Linked DNA regions of Homo sapiens: region 1 is linked to region 2. Evidence: read pairs that join two places in POLR2A ChIA-PET (ENCODE). Cell type or tissue: Caco-2. All regions are shown on one strand. Links, peaks and the distances in the headings refer to the core of each region. The heading gives the core; the rest is flanking DNA. Region 1 overlaps FOXP4 (forkhead box P4). Region 2 has its middle 78 kb from the start of LINC01276.

Region 1 (2,907 bases), core at 132-2,631, 150 kb before region 2:
AGTGTGAGTTCTGGAGCTATTGGGTTCAAATCCTCACTCTGTCTTTTATTTGTTGTATAACTTTGGACAACTTTCTTAACCTCTCTGGGCCTCAGTTTCCTCATCTGCAAGATGGGGCTAGAATAGCACCTCTCCCATAGGACTGTGAGGATAAATGAGATAGCTGTAAAGCGCTTAGTGTCTACACTTCATGGTAAGCACTCTGTATATGTCAGTTGTTAGTTTGGGATGTACTCAGTAAGTATTTGTTGAATGAATGAATGAATCAATCAATGAATTTTTGGAAGTAATGAGACAAGGAGAGAGAAGGCCTGAGAAAAACATCATTTTATCTGTCTTTCTGACTCTGAAACCTCTAGGCCTCTCTTATTTTGGAGGGAGGGAGTTTCCTAAGGAAGATTCCATAGTCTCCCTTCAGCTCTCAATTATTTCAGATCTGTGACCCTTAATCCCCAGCTGAGCAGTCCTTCTAGATGTCTTACCCCAGTCCCTCCCACTACCATCAAGCTCCTACCCTCCTACCCCTGGGTCAGCAGCCCCTTTCTGGTTTGGGGGAACGTTTGCTGTTGTCCAGCCTACTCCTTCCTGTTCTAAGCTGGGTCCAGGGCGGGCAGGATTCAGAGTGGAAGCCCAAGGACCACTTCAAACCCTGGGATTGTATGTGGGGATCATTAATTTAAAGAGGCCCAATCCTGACCAGCATGGGTATGAGAACCTTTTAGATCTCATTCTGATGAGATCTTTCTCTTCCTCTCTTTATTGACTTTCCAGATTGTGTCTTCCCCTCCTCCACCCCAGGCCACGCCCTGATCTTTGCCCAGCTCCTCCCCTTTGAGGGTTGTCTCCTTAGGGTCAAGAATTTTAAGAGGGTTACTGTTAAGGCTGCACATCTGTTGGGCACCTTGAACTTTTTCCAAACATAAACTTGTTTTACATAAAACTCAGACTTTGTCAGAGCACTGGAATCTCCACCCAGGACAAAGCCTGGTCCTGGGTCCTTCTCTGAGCACCCTGCACCCACCCCACCCTCCTCTTCACTTCCCTCAGCACCCAGCCCCAGACTCCAGAGCACCTCCAGCTCAGAACCAACCATACTCACCCTTCTTCCCTTAGATAAACTTCCTTTCAAAGCCTGGCTTAATCCCTTCCCCAATTCTGAGCCTCCCTCTGCTGGGGGAGGGGTGGGGGGAGCATGGATCCCGGGCTGCTGGGCAGAGGGGGAGGGGAGTGGCTGCCCGAGTAGTGACCCAACCCGGACTCAGACTGCAATTCTCCCAAGTTCTTTGTGACACAAAAGGTAAACAGAAGGCCTGGCTCCCCCACCCCCCGCCCACCCCCCACAGATCTCCCCTCCCCCAGCCAGCCAGATGGGCTGGCAAGCTGGAGGGAAGGGAGAAGGGGAAAAAAGGGCAGATTGTGCAAAGGAAAACAAAAGAGACAGAGAGACATCAAGAGACAGGAAGCATGGAGAGACTGCGAGAGAGCTGGTGGATGAGGGATAAGGGGGGAGGATAAGAGAAGGGGGGACTTGGTGACGTGACTGCAGCAACAGAGATGGCCTGGGAGGGGCTGAGCCCCAGACACAGGAACACAGAGGGACAGAGGGAGTGACCGACAGGGACGCAGAAACATGAGAAGTGACCAAGAGAGACCCTGAAGGGAAGAGGCAGGGGAGAACAAACAGTGAGAGAGGTACAAAGAGACAGGGAGAGCTGCAGACAAACTTTGAGTGACAGGGACAAAGAGGCTAAGCTAGCGGAAGGTCTGGCTGATCAGGTGGAGACGAGAGAAAGTGGGAAGCCTTTTTGCCCCACCCCTGCAGTGACTGTATTTCCTTTGAAAAGTTGCCCACTTTTTGGTGTTGGAACTGGCAAGAGCAGTTCTCCAACGGGTCCTTGCCCTCCCTCTGTGCCAGGCCCACACTCCAGCCCAACCCAGAGCCAGCGGGGTGCTCTCTTCCTCACCTGCACAGCAGAGGCAGACTGTTTGCTGTCATTGTTCCCTGGGGAGCTCAGGCCTGAGGCCTGCTGCAGCAGGAACTGCCGGGCCACTTGGAGAGCCTGCAAGACAGGGGCTGAGTCAGCAATGGCCTGGGAGGCTGGGTGGGATCCAGGGATTAGGGAGTGTTTGGGGCAGTAAGGAGAAGGAGATCAGGGTAAGGTGGAAGGTCTTGGGGGTGAGAGGGTCATGGGTCCATAAGGGCTTGGGGTAAGGGTAGTAGAAGTCACTGAGAAGAGCTGTTGGGGTTCAGGGATCAGAGCCTCTACAGACTCAGCCTGGGACCCAGTGAAGTTTTGTTAGGACTCAATGGGGACAGCAAATGGAAGGGCCCATGGTCAAAAAGGGACTCTTAGAGGAAAATAAAGGGGGTTGACTCAGGGCATTAGTAAATCAGTACTATTTGTTGAGCATCTACTATGGGTCAGGCACTGTACAGGCAAGAGCTTATTTAATCTTCCTCTGTAAGGCTGTAAGGTAGGGATTATTGCCCCATTTTGCAGATGAGGAAACGGAGTCTCCAGGAGGTTAAGTAACTTACCCAGGATCATACAGCTAGGCGGCATCAGAGCCAAGATTTGAGCCCAGGAAGCCTGGCTCCAAGGCCAACTGCCTTACTGGGTGGTCAGTCTGGGGGCTAAAAAGTAGCATTCACTGTGGAGCCAGAGCACACAGTTGGGAGGATGAGGGAAGAGCCCTGGGGTCAGTGGCACAAGGTCTGAGTACCGTGTGACTTTCTGAGTTCAAGGATTGTACATGCATGCTGCTGGAGGAATTAGATTAAGTTCTGAAAGGTATACTATCAGCAGAGATGCATGGACCATCGTGCTGTGGGCTTGGTGGCCACAGTGGCTTAGACTGAACTGAGCCAGAGGGGTCATACGAGTGGGAGGCATATGGAGATTGCTG
Region 2 (2,907 bases), core at 231-2,730:
ACCTCCTAGCTTGTCTCTCTGCCTCCCTTCTCCCTCTTAGTCTGTTCTCAACAGAGTAGCCAGGGTTGTCCCTTTAAAACTAAAGTCAGATCATGTCCCTATTCTGCTCAAAACCTCCAATAGCAGTATATCTCACTCAGAGAAAATGTTCCTTACAAAACCCTAGTGATCTGATCACCCCTCTGCCCCTTCTTGTCACCCTTCACCTCCTCCTCATCACTCTACTCCAGCCATACCTGCCTCCTAGATGTTCCCTGGGCAGGACAGCACACTCCTGCCTCAGGACCTTTGCACTTGCTGTTCCCTCCAGATTCCTACAATGGTCTCCTCTCTGCTGAGGCTTTCTCTGACCAATGTCCCACCCCAATGCACACACCAGGCTCTCCACCTCCCTTGCCCTGCTCTGTTTTTCTTAGTTGCGCTTGTCATCATCTAACCTGCTGCATATTTACCTGATGATTTGTGTATCTCCTTCTGTTAGATTGGAGGTGCTGTGAAGACAGAGGCTTACAAAAAGTCTCAGCCCTTAGAACAGGGCTTCACACAAATAGGCACTCAGTAAGTATTTGTTGTAGGAATGAGCTAGTCACTTTCCCTTCCTGAGCCTTACTTTCCTCACCTGTGCAAGTGAATTGGACCCATTGAAAGTCCCCCTCAGCTTTGAGTCTCATGGTAAGGGATGAACATTGTGAGAAGGTGAGAGGGAGAGGTAGACAATGGCACAAAGCTGTCAGTTAGCTCTGTGTTGGAGTGGAGCAATGCATGGCAGAGAAGGCTTACTCCAGGGAGGCCCAGAGGGCCCACATATTCATTCGTTCATTCATTCATACATTCATTCATTCTTCACTCATTCAAGAAGTGTCCCTCAAGATCCCTGGTGTGCTCAGCCTGGGGCAAATCCATGGGGGGCGGGGGGCGGGGACATGTAGAGTAAGACCTGGGCCATCAACAGCTCTGCCCCATGTTGGCTGTGTGTCCCTAGGTGAGCCTAGGATCTCTCAGAGACTAGGCTGTCTCACCTGTAAAGGTCATAGATAATTTCACCTGCCCTACAGGACTCACGAATTAGACTGAGTGTCAAATGAGATAATCCCACCATACATACTTAAAGTGTATGACTGAGAAACAAGAATGAACATATACATCAAGATCACAGTCCTTTGAGAACTTAGAGTATGGTCTTTGTAGCTTAGAGCCCTCTCCCTCCTATTTTCGCCTGGCTGTTGATGGGGTCCCTTGGGACTGACTGAATTTTATTTTTCCCCAGCCTTATACTTGAAATTGGCTTCCTTTCTGACCCCAGGCATCCAAATGAAGGCTCCCCCTCGTGGCATTTCCTGGAATAACAGGTCTCTGCACCTACTGAGCCTAGAGATGGTCAGCTAAACAGCACAGAAAGGAAGCAGGAAGAGGCCAGAAGAGAGAGAGTCTGAAGACTTAGGAAAGGGGCAGAGCAAACCTGCAAAGAAATGCTAGACTGGGAGGGACCTGGGACTGCCTCCTCACACCCCGTTTTACAGATGAGAAGCTGAGGTTCAGGGAAAGGGAGGTTAGAGGCAGGACTGTAACTCAGGAATCTACACACTCCTGTGCTGGTTTCTTTACCCCAAGTACCATAGGCATTTATACAAGTCAATGAGCAAACAGTATAGATGACAAATTCCCTCTACATCTGGCAGCATCCCCTGAGGGCCTCTGACTATGCAGTATTTTCTCCCAGGACGAAGATTCCCAAATGTCAAAGACAGCATCCGGAGAGGCTGGTATAACTTCAGATCTAACCTATTTCAGAGGCAGAGGTTAAAGATAGACAATTCACCTGGATTTTTCTCTTCTTACTGGGGTATGGGTGCAGGGGTGAGGGTGGGCACACAACTAAATCCAGTCCTACTTAGAGATCCAAAATGACCAACTCAATCAGAGGGATGCGTGTGTGTGTGTGTGTGTGTGTGTGTGTGTGTGTATGTGGTGTTACAATTGCAAGTAAGAGTGCCTTATAAAGTTTCTTTTTTTCACCTGCATCTTATAATTTACTCCTCACTGCTAGTATTAGCCATTTCAGAGATGACAACAATGAGCTACCAAAGGACCAAGTGATTTGCTCAAGATCAGAAAGAATATTAGGGAAAGACCAATGTAGTGCATACAGAAGGCACTCAATATGTACTCAATCACCTATCCATAAGACTTCTTTGTTTTATTGAGTTGACTTTGGGAGGAACTCTTCCCAATCTGAGGTTGCTTCCCACTGTGCGGGAGATTCATCCTGCCTTCCTTGGATCCTGGCAGCCTGGAGGGGCCTCTGGCTCTCTATTTAAGGCAAGCGGGGAAGTCGGGCATGACCACAAAGAATGTAGCAGCAGAAGAGGGTGCAATGATGGGGTGGGCAGGGGAAGAGACTACTTGCCTCAGTTGAGCTGAGGGGCTTCCAAATAGCCTCCACTGGCTGGCTGATGGGAGGCCTGGTCTTCTGATCACCCTGGGGAGCTTGGGACCACTATGAAAATACGCTGATGTTGTCTAGGAGCCAGGAGTAAATCTTATTGTCCTATCCCCTTGATATATCAGCAGGGTGCTCAGTAGGTGGAGGAAATCCTGGAACTGGGTTCTGGTGCTTAGGTTCAAGTGCTTAACTTCAAGTGTGACCCTGCAGTTGTTGTAGAGCAGTGGTTGGGAACACAGGCTCTGGAGCCAGGCTACCTGGGCTCATGTGCCAGCTTCCCACTTAATATATCTGTGACCTTGACTGCACCTCTTGGAGCCTCAGTTTTCTTATCAGTAAAATGGGGAATCATAGTACCTACTCAAAGGATTTTTGGATGCATTAAATGAATGAATCACATAAAGTATGTAGGAAAATGCCTGGCACATAGTAACTGCTCAGTAAATGTTATTGTTAGGAAAGAC

Evidence for each region. Peaks named below come from ENCODE experiments on the same cell type or tissue, not always from the same donor. Only the 100,000 strongest peaks of a DNase experiment are listed, where the experiment ranks them.
Region 1: POLR2A ChIA-PET joins it to region 2 with 12 read pairs; 6 of 35 experiments call an interaction of 5 or more read pairs at or near these places.

What each region holds. Positions count from the first base shown.
Region 1 is chr6:41,577,139-41,580,045 of GRCh38, reverse strand. It overlaps FOXP4 (forkhead box P4), which reads right to left. Exons shown (of 17, transcript NM_001012426.2): 3 at 1,965-2,060. Among named protein-coding and RNA genes, the nearest start is that of MIR4641, 20 kb to the left of the region's middle. RefSeq lists enhancers at 423-1,045, 1,046-1,669. In Caco-2, for the core only: no CTCF peak of the experiment used is centred there; DNase peaks (open chromatin) are centred at 816 and 1,255.
Region 2 is chr6:41,423,086-41,425,992 of GRCh38, reverse strand. No RefSeq gene overlaps it. Among named protein-coding and RNA genes, the nearest start is that of LINC01276, 78 kb to the left of the region's middle. RefSeq lists an enhancer at 1,419-1,638. In Caco-2, for the core only: a CTCF peak has its summit at 1,288 (motif pointing left); a DNase peak (open chromatin) is centred at 1,332.